5 separate regions of the Homo sapiens genome follow, and all the other regions are linked to region 1. A link is a contact called in ENCODE Hi-C or POLR2A ChIA-PET data. All regions are on one chromosome and are shown on one strand. Each heading gives the region's core, a stretch centred on a gene start or an enhancer-like site at or near the end of the contact. The rest is flanking DNA. Distances are from core to core; before and after follow the strand shown. Region 1 holds the start of CEP68 (centrosomal protein 68). Region 2 holds the start of XPO1 (exportin 1). Region 3 overlaps LOC107985767 (a long non-coding RNA gene). Region 4 holds the start of USP34-DT (USP34 divergent transcript). Region 5 holds the start of PPP3R1-AS1 (PPP3R1 and CNRIP1 antisense RNA 1).

Evidence for each region. Hi-C counts contacts between places; a loop is a spot of excess contacts on that map. ChIA-PET counts read pairs that join two places held with the same protein, here RNA polymerase II (POLR2A). Pooled maps may share reads with other maps.
Region 2: a map of CD8-positive, alpha-beta T cell shows a loop between it and region 1 (13-fold over the local background). The contact joins the promoter of XPO1 here to the promoter of CEP68 in region 1. A Hi-C loop is called at or near these places in 1 of 168 maps with a recorded cell type or tissue (CD8-positive, alpha-beta T cell) and 8 of 50 pooled maps. POLR2A ChIA-PET finds 5 or more read pairs at or near these places in 1 of 52 experiments (CD4-positive, alpha-beta T cell).
Region 3: a map of CD8-positive, alpha-beta T cell shows a loop between it and region 1 (13-fold over the local background). The contact joins the enhancer-like site here to the promoter of CEP68 in region 1. A Hi-C loop is called at or near these places in 2 of 168 maps with a recorded cell type or tissue (B cell and CD8-positive, alpha-beta T cell) and 4 of 50 pooled maps.
Region 4: a loop to region 1 is called in a pooled map, with 16 times the contacts of the local background. The contact joins the promoter of USP34-DT here to the promoter of CEP68 in region 1. A Hi-C loop is called at or near these places in 5 of 50 pooled maps.
Region 5: a loop to region 1 is called in a pooled map, with 7 times the contacts of the local background. The contact joins the promoter of PPP3R1-AS1 here to the promoter of CEP68 in region 1. A Hi-C loop is called at or near these places in 2 of 37 single-sample maps with no recorded cell type and 7 of 50 pooled maps. POLR2A ChIA-PET finds 5 or more read pairs at or near these places in 2 of 52 experiments (activated CD4-positive, alpha-beta T cell and activated T-cell).

What each region holds. Positions count from the first base shown.
Region 1 is chr2:65,054,967-65,057,666 of GRCh38, reverse strand. It overlaps CEP68 (centrosomal protein 68), which reads right to left and starts at 1,251. Exons shown (of 7, transcript NM_015147.3): 1 at 1,139-1,251. RefSeq lists silencers at 19-98, 109-158, 789-1,128, 1,209-1,318 and an enhancer at 1,419-1,658.
Region 2 is chr2:61,536,993-61,539,692 of GRCh38, reverse strand. XPO1 (exportin 1) reads left to right here and starts at 1,337. Exons shown (of 25, transcript NM_003400.4): 1 at 1,337-2,131. RefSeq lists enhancers at 1-784, 1,353-1,612 and a silencer at 723-862.
Region 3 is chr2:61,757,744-61,760,443 of GRCh38, reverse strand. The region is part of intron 1 of LOC107985767 (a long non-coding RNA gene); the gene reads left to right. Among named protein-coding and RNA genes, the nearest start is that of FAM161A, 95 kb to the left of the region's middle. Within about 2 kb of position 1,268, at least 5 of the 41 ENCODE cell types and tissues checked have a DNase peak (open chromatin) inside an H3K27ac peak, as active enhancers do.
Region 4 is chr2:61,469,829-61,472,528 of GRCh38, reverse strand. USP34-DT (USP34 divergent transcript) reads right to left here and starts at 1,433. Exons shown (of 3, transcript NR_185882.1): 1 at 1,150-1,433. It overlaps USP34 (ubiquitin specific peptidase 34), which reads left to right and starts at 1,442. Exons shown (of 80, transcript NM_014709.4): 1 at 1,442-1,879. The coding sequence starts at 1,837. RefSeq lists silencers at 1,191-1,500, 1,531-1,610, 1,701-2,120.
Region 5 is chr2:68,250,205-68,252,904 of GRCh38, reverse strand. It overlaps PPP3R1-AS1 (PPP3R1 and CNRIP1 antisense RNA 1), which reads right to left and starts at 1,302. Exons shown (of 2, transcript XR_001739527.2): 1 at 1,171-1,302. PPP3R1 (protein phosphatase 3 regulatory subunit B, alpha) reads left to right here and starts at 373. Exons shown (of 6, transcript NM_000945.4): 1 at 373-780. The coding sequence starts at 778. RefSeq lists silencers at 14-453, 714-763, 944-1,053.

The DNA of each region.
Region 1 (2,700 bases), core at 2-2,501:
TGGCTTCCTTCCATCATTGAGTGCCTTTTATGTTCCAAGCATTGTGCTAGGGGCTGGGGAAACCACAATACAGTGTGATGAGTAAAAACAGAGGCTGCAGAAGGTAGCCCAAAAAAGGGAGGAGTTATCAGTCGCAGGGTGGGGAAGTGCTTTAAAAAGCTTTGCGCAAAAGAGGTTAAACTGAATTCCTTGGGTTTTTTGTTGTTGTTGTTTTCTAAGTGGGCCAGAATTGACTCAACAGAGGGTGGGAAAGGGGAATGGAGGGAACAAAGTAAAAAGTGGTGACTTCTAGATCTTTCAACTAAACCCAAGGCAAACTGACCCAACAACCTTTGTTACACACTTTAACACAACACTCTTCATACCCTAGATCTGAGAACTGTTAGATTATTTACAAACGCTACCTCCCTTCGTGGTCCTGATGAATTCCCAGTGAGGTCCAATCTGCCCTGGCAGGCTTCCGCTCATTTTTGTTACAAACAATACACTAAACCCAACCTACTAATCATCAAGGGCCTGGAACAGGTTTTGGACATTCGTCCCCAGGCTGCTGAGAACTGTTCTAGTGATGACAGTTAGAAAGGGTAGCCCTCCGAGGCAAAAAAAATGAGACATCTTGATTTTTTCTCTCCGCATCTGGGCGCGGCGATAAGAAGACATCACTGGTCTCCATCTTTCCAGGGGGAAAGGCCCGAGCTGCATTAGCCCCGACTGGGGAGCTGGGTAAACAGCCCACGCCCGGGAGAGGCCTGAGGGAAAGTGACCTCCCCCGGGGCCCAGGCCGACCAGCGGCGCAGCTGCTCGGCCGCCAGATGCGCGGACTCGCGCACTCCCTCGCCGCGCCCGGGCATTCCCAAGCCCAGCCGCCCGCCTCGGCCCCGACCCCTCGGCCGCCACAGCACACGCCGTTCCGCTCGCAAGATGGAGGCGAAGGCACGAGGCGCCCCCGCCCCCCAGGGAGCCTTTGTGCCCTTGCCGGCGGGGACGCGAGGCCAGACGGCCCGCACCGCAAGGGCCCCGCAGGCACCGAAGAGACGCGGGGGAGGGGGCCGGGCGCGCGCGCGGATCTAGCCCGGGCCACCGCCCCCAGCGCCGCGGCACCCCCGACACCAGCACCCGCACGCGGGACACTGCCTACCTACCGCACCGCGAACGCTTCGCACGTCCGGAGCGGTCTCAGCAGCCCCATGCGCTGGCCCCGAGCTGGCGGACCCTGACTGCAACTGCGGCCCTCCAACCGCAGCCCAAAACGCGCAGGGCAGGACCGAGCGCCAACCACGCCCTTCGGCCGCGCTGACCACGCCCTTCTTCCCGCCCCTTCTCCCTCCGCGGGAGGGCTTTCGGCAATTTCGCGCAGCGAATCGCAGCTCTAAGTCCGCGGCTCCACCAATACGTGGACGCTCCTGCAAGATGAGCCCGCCCCCTACTTCGTCCTGGCCTATGGGAAGCCGGGACTTCTTCAGCGGCTGTCCTCCCTCGCTTTTGGAGCTCCGACCTCAGCTTCGCCTGCGAGCTGGGTTGTGTAAAGGCTGGTCATTTTGGGGCGCTTAGGGGTGGGTGCCGGGGGGCGCGCTTTCCCTCGTGAAGGTCGCTCCAGGAGTCATGCGTACATTCGTTCATTTTGCTCTGGACGCACTGATGTTCCCGGCTCGCCGCCGTGCCGCAGTCACGAGGCTCTCCGAACGCCTTTCACTGTGTTTCTGTTTACATTCGCGTCTGCAAGACCCGGCGGCGCGACCGAGGCCCGAACAGGTGCTGCGAGGCGGGGCGGGGAGCCAGTGCTGAGGGGAGCTCCCCAGGCCGGGTGGTTGAAGACAGCTTCTGGGGGGAGGTGGAGCTCTGGCTCGTGGAGAATGGGAAGGGTGTGGAAAATGAACTGGTAGCTACTTAGCCACTCTGAGCAGCCTGCTCTGATGGGAAATCGGTGATGGAGTCGGAGGGAAGTGGGAGGCAGCTTGTGGGAGGCCAGGGTGCTCACTCTCTCCCCTGCCAGCATGGGACCTAGTAACTTTCATACATCTCTATCTATCTATCTATTTTGCAAAGATGGGGTCTTGCTGTGTTGCCCAGGCTGGGCTTGAACTCCTGGACTCAGACGATCCTCCCGCCTCGGCCTCCCAAAGTGCTGGAATTACAGGTGTGAGCCACTGCATCCCATCCCCTAGGAGCTTAATGACACTGCCCTTTAGCTTTTACTGCTTAGCAGAATCCGGAGGCATAGAGGAACTACCACCAGGGTGGCGTGGGGAAGAGGCCCTCCCTTCTGATGATTTTCTCTCAGCAGCACTTTCAGCAATCTGGCTTCAACTGAATATCTCCCCAGTTCATAAAACAGGCGTCTGTAAATGTCAACCCCAGCTGGGTGCAGGGTACAAATTTTTTCCTACAGAGCTCTTGAGTCCCAGGTAGTTTAGGAGACAAGGACTTGTTTGGTTTTCCCAGACCTGTCAGGACAGCTCAGAGGTTTTGTCTAACCCAGGGGCCACAAACTTTGGACAACAGCAGCAGCTAGCCCACAGATGGTTTTATTTGGGCATCGCATAGCTTTTCTTTGTTTGTTTGCTTTTGTTTTTTAATAAGAATTTGAATCCCACCACCACCACTGGTCCATTAAGTAACAGCCAGCCTTCACACATTTGCTGCCTACCTGAAGGCATTTGTGTTTGTGACCCTTGATCTTTTCTATACACAGAAGACCTC
Region 2 (2,700 bases), core at 88-2,587, 3.5 Mb after region 1:
GTTGCGTTTTTCTTTATTGGAGGGGGAGTTAGAATAAGTGGTGCTTTGAGGTTAGCCATAGTCCATCGTGGATGAACATTTGCTAAAGAAAATTGTTATTAATTCAATAAATCATTTATCTACCTCTTGGTGGCACAAAGGGCCTAGTAAATTTTGGTGGGCTATTTGCTCTTAAGCAAAGAACAATCTGTAAAGCTGATTTGGAGGACGCTTGGGAACAAACGAGAGGCAACCACGTGAAAGGCAACGTGCATGTGACTTTCACAGAAAATACTATTTGATGATGATTTAGTACGTGAAGTGCAGCTAGGGTAAAAGGAAAATCTGAGTGTTGCAGATCAAGGGCACCAGGTGGGACGCAGTTGGCATGCAAGCTCAGCCAGCCAAAACATGCGCTGTCAAACCAATCACTTGGGATTACAATGTTTTGGTTTTCAGGAAAGGTTGCTTGTTGAAGCAGCCAAATTCCAGCCTGGAGAGACAGAGTTGAAATTTTAAGGAGACTTTCCCAAGAAGTATTTCGATATCTTTTCCGACACCCTGAGAAGATCACGAGGCGCCAAGAATGCACGCCCTGCGCCTCACCCCAACCCCTCTCTCAGCTACCTGGCCCCAAAACCAGGCCTCTAAAATGGATTAGAGAGGTCTGGGGCCTAAAATTGGCCTCGGAAGCGTTCTTTTTCCCTCTTTTCTCCACCCCTTCCAGAGTTCAAAACTGGGTGTGCCCTCCCTTTTCCGAACGCAGCCCCCATCCGAAGGGCGGATCCTGATTCCCGCGGGCTCAGGCCCCCGCAGGTTGGCGGGAGCCGGTGGGGGCGGGCCGGCCGAGTCCGGGGGAAGCAAAGAGAACGCTGCCGCGCGCCCCGATCAAACTCGCGCCGCCACCAGCTCACGAGCTGCGCCCCACCCTCTCCGTCACCGAAGAGGCCCAGCCAATGAGCGGGCGAGAAAGGCCGGGCCTGCGAACTAGGCACCGGGAGGGAGAGGGCCGCAGGGGGAAGGGAAGTCGAGAGCTCGAGGGCGGGCTGCTCTTGATTGACAGCTCGTTCGAACGAATCCTCCACGCGGCTTTCCTTCGCTCTCTTTTCTACTCATCCCTGCTCTTCGTCCCACCTCCTCCTCCTCCACCCCTCTCCTCTTGCCTTTCGACCCTCCCCACTTCCCCTCCCCCACTCTGCGGGCAAATCGCTGCTGAAAAGAGGTAGGGGCCGAAGCGGCGGGCTCGTGTGGAGCCGTGAGGCGGGATTGACTGGCGCTCGGGCCAATGAGAGATAGGCTCATGGCGCGGCTGTAGCTGGAACTGACCAATAGGAGGGCGGGCTGGGGGCGGAGGCCCAGGTTCCAAACGCTCCGCGGCGCCATGGGCTGAAAACTCAACCGAGATGGAATCTCCCAGTCTGAACCGGTTTCAACCGGTTCCGAGTTTGAGGCACTAGGAGGAGGGGGAGAAGCGGCTGCAGCGGCCGCGGCAGGAGCAGCGGGAGCTACAGCATCAGCAAGAGCAACAGTAGCTACAGCCCCGGCGGCGGTGCCTGTTCCAGTCTTTGCTGCTGCAGTCCGTGCAACCACCCAGAGGGGGAGGGGGGAACCACCAGTCGCTGAGGAACAAGAGAAGGGGGGAAAGTTTAGGCGAGCCTTGGGGGGGGGGGGGCCAGCGCCGGAGCCGCGTGAGAGAGGGAGCCGTGTTTTGGTAGGGGGGAGTCGGACTGCAACTGGCAGCAGAGCGTCTCCCCGGCCGTGTGGACTCTACACCCCCTACTCCTGCCGCTTCTGCTGCTGCCTGTGGCTGGAGGGTCCCCCTGGGGCTGAATCTTTGGGACTTGACCCCGTTCCCTCCCCCTTCCCTCACTCCCCAGCCGGGCGGGAGCATTTATTCCCCAGATTAATTCCCCTTTTGGGGGGGGGCGGGTGTGTGTGTGTGTGTGTGTGTGTGTGTGTGTTGGGGGAAGCGTCCCTGAAATAGTAAATATTATTGAGCTCTTTTTGCCCTTTTCCTGTCCGTTTTTTTAATTTCCTTTTTTGAGGTGGGAAAACTGAAACCCACCTTGATTCGTCCCCTCTCCCCCCTCCCCACCTTCCCTCGCCCTAATCCCCCAACGAGGAAGGAAGGAGCAGTTGGTTCAATCTCTGGGTAAGTCGACTGTGTCTTCGGGGCCGAGGGTCGGGCGGCGGCGCGGCCGGGCGGGCGGGAGGAGGCCGGCGTGGGGCGCGGCGGCGGCGGCCGCGGGAAGCGAGCCCGGGAGGCGGCGGGCGGGCCGGGGGCGCGGCGGGCCCACAGCGGAGCCTGCGATTGAATGGAGCCGCTTTTGCCGCTGGGGGATGGAGGCGGGGAGGCGGCCTCGGGAGGGGAGCGCTTGCTGGGTCATTCGCGTGTGCGGGTGGCGGTGGAGGAAGGCGAGGAGTGTGATAGTGAAGCGGGGCCCCGCGCGGGGTGGGAGGGGTTCCCCAGCCCCTGGGGCTGGGGAGAAGTTGGGGTGATTTCAGGAACATCTCTGTAAATTATTAGGAGTGGAAGTTTCCAGAAATATTTAGTGCAGCAGCATTGAAACGTCCGCCTGCATCACGTGGCCCCCTCGGTGGAGAGCTTGGGATGGGGGAGGGAGGGGCTGCCGACTCCCTGTTCCTCCAGCAAGGAAACTCGAAAGCTCTCCGGTTTTGCAGAGTGGCATGTGAAGTAGGAAAGATCAGTTTTTCAGGGGC
Region 3 (2,700 bases), core at 19-2,518, 3.3 Mb after region 1:
GAAGAGTCGCTTGAACCTGGGAGGCGGAGGTTGCAGTCAGCCGAGATCGCACCACTGTACTCCTGCCTGGGTGACAGAGCACGACTCCATCTCAAAAAATAAATAAAATAAAATAAAATAAAATAAAATAAAATAAAATAAAATAAAATAAAATAAAATAAACCCCTTTCAATTTAAGCTCACCTGACTGACTTTTCTTTGTTTTGAAACTAAATATGCCACCTGAAAACATGTGGTCCTCCATTTACCCAAGTTTTCTTTTAAAGTTTCCCAGTAGCATTTTCTTCACATAGATCCATACATTTCTTGTTCAGTTCATTCCTAAATATATTTTAGGTGGATTTTTTTTTTTTGCTCTTTGCAATAATTTCAGTTTGTCATTCCCCCTTCACATCTTAATCTGCAAAAATTTGGCTTTCATCTGTTGAGACTACCAAATGTCAATGGCTTTTAAATGTGACATTAATCTTCCAAATGCATTCCAAAATAATGTTATCCACTAGATATATTTTATAGTTCTATGCTTTGAAATTGTTCTGGCGATGATTCATATGAGGATGACGATGATTCATCTGATGTAAGTGAGCCACAAGGATCCCAAAGAAGTATAGAATTTCCTATAACCTGATTTAAAAAGAAAGTCTAACATATGAATAGGAACATTGAATTTCCAACACATTCAACTGATATTAAAATAGATAAAATGAAGAAAACTACTTTCAAGACTGATTTTCACATACAAAACAATAAGATAACAGAGGGTATAATTTGGATAAATATTTAGAGTAGACTAGATAACAGAGATTAAGAGAAATTCATATCTCATTCTTAGCATAGGGACATAATCCTGTATCCAAATTCTTTCTTGCCAGATGTGTTTCAGAACTGAGAGTTATCAGGATTTTAGACAGGAATATAATGCATATCCCATATATTCTGTAACAGCCCAGCAGGATCTGGAGCAGAATCTTGTAATCAAACCAAAATATGCATGCAAAAAATGCATTAGTATTAACCATAAGTAGGATAAACAAAGGCTAGAAACAGATACACATCTGTTCAGGTCAGATTTTGCTGCTAAATGAGTTTGCCACGAACTTATGAAAAACTTCAGGTTTCTACAGTTTTTTTCTTTGTTTTGAAATTTTAGACTATGATTTGTAGACCTCTACAAGCAAATATGTTCAGATTTCAACATCTGGCCAGATGTGAGTCAAAGAGTTGTTTTCAAGGCTTGGCTGTGTTAGATAGTCTTGTGGTTTGGGGTGTTTAGTCTGAAGGCAAAGAGTGCCCTTTTTTTTTTTGATACAGAATATTGCTCCATTGCACAGGCTGGAGTGCAATGGTGCAATCTCAGCTCACTGCAACCTCTGCCTCCCTAGTTTAAGTGATTCGCCTGCCTCAGCCTCCCAAGTAGCTGGGATTACAAGCGCCCGCCACCACGCCTGACAAATTTTTGTATTTTTAGTAGAGATGGGGATTCACAAAGTTGGCCAGGCTGGTCTCGAACTCCTGACCTCAGGTGATCCACCTGCCTTGGCCTTCCAAAGTGCTGGGATTACAGGTGTGAGCCATCACGCCCAGCAAGAGTGCACTTTTAGAAGAACAAAATACAGACTTTGAAGCAATTATTAAAAAAAAAAAAGGTCAAGTTTTCTGTTTGTTTGTTTGTTTGTTTGTTTTTAATCAACTTGAATTCTTGACCTTTGTTGTCCATCATTATTTCAGTGTGGTGTTTTGGTTGAAATGAACTGCAATAAACACAAAAACTTCCGAGTAAATCTTAACTAAAAAAACCTTAATGTATTTTTCCTTAAACCTATCAATCAAGAGATCCTTGCCTTGATGTTTTCATTTCTTATTTCTAGTACATAGGAGCATTTCCTTCTAAATATCCTATGGCTGTACAGATATTGCTTCAGTTGAATCTATTAAAGTGTCAAAATTAAGGAATTTATTCAGTCATCATATAAATTGAGTGCCTATTCTGTGCCAGACTCTGTGCTAGGTGTTGAGGATACAGTCTGGTGAGCAAGAAACATTTAAATAAGATTTTACAGTAGAGTATGATAGGTGATGAGGTAAGTACAGTGTGTCATGGAACACCATGTATTGAGATGAGGGAAGGACTAAAGGTTAAGTAATAAATCAGGCAGGTGAAGATGAGGAGGGAAATTTTAAAATGTTCTAAGACAGTTATTTTCAAAGTGTGGTCCATGAATCAGCAGCATCAGCATCATCAGGGAACTAGTCAGAAATTCAGATTCTTGACCCATACCCCAGACCTACTGAATCAATAACTCTGGAGATGGACCCCAGGAATCTGTGTTGTTGTGGTTTTGTTTTTTGTTTTTTGTTTTGTTTTTTGTTTTTTTGAGACGGATCTCCCTCTGTTGCCCAGGCAGGAGTGCAGCAGTGTGATCTCTGCTCACTGCAACCTCTGCCTCCTGGGTTCGGGAGATTCTCCTGCCTCAACCTCTCGAGTAGCTGGGATTACAGGCACGTGCCACCATGCCCTGCTAAGTTTTGTATTTTTAGTAGAGATGGGGTTTCACCATGTTGGCCAGGCTGGTCTTGAATTCCTGACCTCAAGTGATCCGTCCACCTCCGCCTCCCAAAGTGCTGGGATTACAAAAGTGAGCCACTGTGCCTGTGCTATATAACATTCTTGAAGTAACAAAACGATAGAAATAGAGAACG
Region 4 (2,700 bases), core at 184-2,683, 3.6 Mb after region 1:
TGGAGGCTGTAGTGAACTGTGATCGCACCACTGCACTCTAACCTTGGCGACAGAGTGAGACTTTGTCTCAAAAAAAAAAAATTCAAATAAAAATAATTGGGGTTGTGTTGGCAGGGAAAAAAGGGATACGTGGGAATGTATGTTGAGTGGACAACGAATGTCTGCCTCAGGATCCAAAGTAAGTCTGCAAAAACCCAATTCTGTGAGAAAGACAAGGAAGAAGGGAAGATGATGGTAGAATAGAACTACAATCCTAAGGATCACCTGCTAGTGGGAAACAAAACGGGTTGGGCAGACTGTTTATAGTATCAACTTCAAGCAGCAGAAAGGCAAAGCATTTGGAACCAGGTGGTTCTGGCATGGAGAGATGGGCGTGCCATAACCTCCACAAAAGCTATCGAGAGAATGACTACAGAGCCTTGACAGACACTCTGGTTACCGTTCAGAGATTCTGTACACGATCTTTCGGACTTTGCAGTCACATGTCTATGTAAACACGTTGAACACAAAAATTAGCAAGCAAGGGGTAAGTGCCGGCGTGAGGAAAATTCCCTTACAAGCTTCAGCTGACTGCCCCCTTCACCTGTTCTTTATCTTAATATCCTTGTTATTCGCTCTCTGCTGAAGAAGATTTCTTGCTATTTCAGGTGGGGCTGATGGGCACATCGTGAGGGGCCCTCTTCCGTAAAAACGAGACGATGTCAGGCAAACACTCCTTACCCTGCCATTTCTAGTTACGTCAAGGATCTTACTGCTCCAGGACGGAGGACCTTCAAGGAACTGCAGGGTAGCGATAATCACCGATGCAGTTAAGCCGGGCCCTGGGCTGATTCACTCTCAGACCCCGGGGGGAGTGGCCCTTGCGCCCGAAAGAGGGCTACGGCGTAGACCCGGCCCGGCACCCAAGTTGACTCCTTGCTTCCCGTACCCCAAAAGCCTAAGCGCGGAAGAGGCCGGGGACACCAAAGAAACCCGCACCAACTCCCCGACCCAGGCCCTGGGGAAAAATGGCGAAGCCCAGGGGCGGGGGACAGGACGGAGCGAGTGACCTGGCGCTCCCCGGGCCTCAGAGCCCGTGGAGTGGGTCGTGGTGGGCGACGCCACGCAACCGCGACCCGTCCGTTGCCTCCGCCATCTTCTCCTACTCACCCGGACTCCCCCCGCGGCCGCGCTGGCTTCGCGTTTCCCTTCCGGCCGCTGACAGAGATCCGGGCTGGGCGGGGTGGGCGAGCGCGCGGAGGGGGTGGACCGAGGGCGGGGAGGCCGGACGGAAGAGGAAAGGGAGGGCGGCGAGCCGGCCACGGCGGGGTGTGGAGCGTGCGGCGTGTGTGCGGAGGGAGAGGTGGGGGGCGGAGGAGAGGCGAGAAAGGGAGGGAGGCGGAGGAATGAGAGCGCGAGGCGCCTCTCGTCCGCTCCTAAGCCCGGGCGGAAAGAGCCGAGCGCAGCCCGAGCGCTCTGTTAAAATGGCGGCGGCGTCGGCGGTGGCCGCGGCGTCTGGTCGGTGAAGTGACTCTGCTGCTTCTCTCCCCACCCGCCCCCTCCCCCCCTCTCCCCTCCCCCCGTCCTTCCCCCCCTTCCCCGCCGCCGGCGCCTCGGCGCCCCTCCGGCCTGCGCACCTCCCCTCGCTCCCCTCCTCTCCCCCTCCCGCTGCGGGGACCGCCGGCCCCCTCCCCCATTCTCTTGCTCCCCGCCCCGTCCCCGCCGCCGCCCGCCCTAGTCGCCTCCCCGCCCCGCCGGCCGGCCGGCCCCCTCCTCCGCCTCTCTCCCCTCCCCCCCGCCGGTCGGGATCAGTCAGTGTGATCCGAAGCGGGGGAGGGGGGGGGCGGCGGCCGAACGATGTGCGAGAACTGCGCAGACCTGGTGGAGGTGTTAAATGAAAGTAAGTAGCCGCGGTAGCGGCCTGTCGGGGTGCACGGTTTGGGGTCCTCGCGCAGCTCTCTGGCCTCCCCGGGCTGCCGCGGCCTGCGGGAGGCGACGGCCGGGCCGGGCGGCGTGCGGGCCTAGCGCCCCGGGAAGGTGCGCGGTGGCGCGGCCGCCGCGGCGCCTCGGGCCCAGCCCGGCCGGGTTACCTGGGCGCCCGAGAGGCGGCCGCCGCGGAGCTCCGGCTCGGCCTGGCCCGGGCGCTCTGGGCTCTCGGAAAGTTTCCTCATTACAGGTGTCAATTAATGAAGGCAGTAATGAACCCCTCGCCGCCTTCGCCTCCTTCGCCCTGCCGGGAAGGTGCGGGGAGGTGGGGTCGGAGGACGAGGCTTTCCTCCGCAGTCCAAATCCTCCGGCCGCCCTCTTTGATTTCCAGCGTGCTGCCGAGGCCTCTCTTACCTGCTAATTTTCATTAAACTCCCGGGAGCAGGGTGGTGGTTTTTCCCTCCCTTGCGGGTTTGTGGGTGTCTTAAACACTTCAGCCAGACCTTAAATAGCTGAAAACGAACTGTGATAGTGATGATTGGAACCTTCATACCTATTTTTAAAATAAATTTGTTAATGATGTTTCTTAGTGTAGCATTCACCGCTTTAATGGTACATTCTGTTAAGCAGAGCACTGTACTACACATACCATCCCGGGATAGTTATGGCCTATCTCTCTTGGAAGGAAAGGCCTTTTACCTGGTACTTTACTTTTTATTATTAAAAAGGGTACGTTGATCTTTTCTGGCCTTTTTATTTTATTCTCGACCCTTGCAAGATGGTATTTCAGCTTAT
Region 5 (2,700 bases), core at 53-2,552, 3.2 Mb before region 1:
AGCACTCGCGCACCCCTCGCGCTTCCTCCCGCCGGGGAACCCTCGCATTTCCTCCTTCCCCTCCCAGCCTTGCCTTCTTCCCCGCCCGCCTCCAGCCACATGACCGGAAGGGCTCCGCCACGCGACGTCACCGACGTCCGCGCCCCCGCCCCTGGCCTCCCCCCACCCTGCACGCAAGGGGCGGCCGGCTGAGGGGCGAACGTGGTCCGCGCGCTCAGCGTTCCCCAACCAGAGCTCGCCAGAGCGCCGCGGCACTCGCCGCCCAGCGGGGCGCGCAGGTTCCCGGATGTGCGGCGCTCGCGGAAGCCCCGCCCCCGCCCCGCGCGCTGCAGCACTCCGCTTTCCCCTCCCTCTCCGCCCTCCCCTTTTTTCGTGCCTTGAGGTTGCGGGTCAGCGCGAGCCGCTGCAGTGAGTCCGTCACGGCTCCGGCGCGAGCGCGAGGCTGCAGCCCCCGAGTTTCCCGGCCGTCTTCGCCCCCTCTCCCCCTCCTTTCTTCTTCTCTGCCTCTCCTGCCTCTCGCCGCTGCTCCTCCCGCGCTCTCCGGCTCTGAATCTCGACCTTAATTTATTTCCCCCTACCCTGCCCGCTCCCTCGCGTGCCCAATCGCCCGGCCGGCGCGGGCCCCGCGGCGCCGCCTCCCCTCCCCCACGCGCGCCCCCTCCCCGCCGGCGACCCGAGGGCCGCAGCTGGGCCGCCGCCGCCGTTTCCTGCGAGCCAGCCTGAGCGCAACACTTCTCCGAGCCAGCGAGCCAGCGAGCCGCCGACCCGCCGAGCAAAATGGTGAGACCTTGGCTTCCTCGATGCACCATCCCTCCCCCTACTGCCGCCGTCCGGGTCGGGTGCGGGGGCGAGCCCCGACGCCCCCGGTCGGCTGTCCCCCGTGGAAAATTCCAGAGACCCGGGCCCGGCGGGTCCCGCGGCGGTTGCGGGCGAGCCGGAGAGGGCGGCGGGGCGGCTGCTGACAGGACGGCGGCGGGGCCCCCGCGCCCGCCCCCGGCCTCTGCGGGGCGCCCCTCTGCTGCTCGGCCGCCGCCCCGCCGTCGCCCCACCCCCGCGCCGCCGGTCCCGCCCGGCATCGACCCCCGCGGGCACCGCTGACCATCAGCCCGGCGCACTCTCCTTCTCGCGACCCTCCTCCACGTGGAGCACCCCCCTCCCCTCCACACTCACTCTGTTTTTCGAGTTCGAGGGTATTCTGAAATCCTTTGGAAATAACAATATGTGGCAAATGGCACTTTACATAAGACCCACTTACTCTCCAGAGCTGCTGCTGCTTCCACTCACTGCCTGTTTCCCAGCAGTGAGTCTTGGCAGGGAACCCTGCCACTCACTTCCCCTCTCCTGCGAGCGTCGGTTTAGCTGCGGTGCGCAGCCCTGCGGGGTTTCCGTTCGCTGCTGCTTTGCTCGCTGCCCTGGCGAACCGGAAAGATCCAAGGTGTTTGTTCACGAAAACATACGCGAACTTGGTTTGGGAGAAATGGGGGCGCTTAATTTTTCATGCTTCCGTTACTACCAAGGGTTTTTTCATTTTCTTTGGTACCTTCTTGTGTCTCTCTCTTGGAGTGGTTGTTTTTGAATCATGGCGATTTTAATTTGTCTTTCCTTACCCTCACATTAATCCCTAGGTAGAATTCGCTGCTGTAGTGTTTCAGACCGACGCTAGGGGTGTGTCTCCCGCCTCTGTCGCTGCAGCCAAGAAATCAACGACGCCCTTTTAGCCTGTTACCTTACCGGTTCTCTCGCTCGGGGAAGCCCTAGTCGTTAGTTTCCTCTTTGTAATCAAGAGTTGTATACACAGTAGAGAAAGTTCAGAGTGCTATTCCGCGTATATCAGATACTCCATCATGCGATTCAGTTATTAGGCTTTCTCTAAAAGTCTTTGAACAGTTGTCAGAAGACTTAAACTGGTTGACGGTGGGTAATTTCTCGCATCTTTTCCACTGTATGGTATCCCACCCTGTATGTAGAATTTAAGTGCTTCAGTGTACGTGGTGGATTACTGAAGGGAGGAATGCTGTTGCTTACAACTTAAAATCGATTTGGTGAAATCGATTTTAAGGGAAGAACGTGAAATTAGAATATTCAGGTAAGTCAGCTTTTATTTAAAATATAGGGCAAATGAGTAAGTGCTTACTGGTGCACTTAAAACCCAGATTAAGAGCAGACTTAAATGATTGCCGATTTTGATGTGTAGAGAAAGTTTTTCCTTGCCAACTTGCGAGGCAGCTCAGAGAGGCAACTTTGGCACCTGAAAGTCACAAAACAATTTAGGAAGATCATAGCCATTCATCATATAATCTTTTTGTTGGCATAGTCTTTTGAAGTGAAGAATTGCATTTCAGTGCTTTAATAGAATTTCCTTATGCACATGCTTTACTTGAAGGTCAGGATCTTGAAGATCTTTGTTCATTGCAGGGAATGTTTTTACTTAGCTTTATAAACAGCACATTTGAGGAACAATGATCTAGCCTTTTGTTGTTTATATATTATACAGCGAAGTGGTATGGTTTCCAAATAGTAACTCTCTTGCGGTGCACCCCGTCCTCTGTTTTTTGAACAACAGACTGAAACTGGGAAGTTCTCTTTTAGCTCTTCAATTTCTTATTTTCCTGTTAACTCTGTTTTCTTGTCTTTTAAAATATTTTACGGTGTATCAGACGATGTTGTTTCCTGCCAGGTCATTATGTTCCTTTTCTTCCC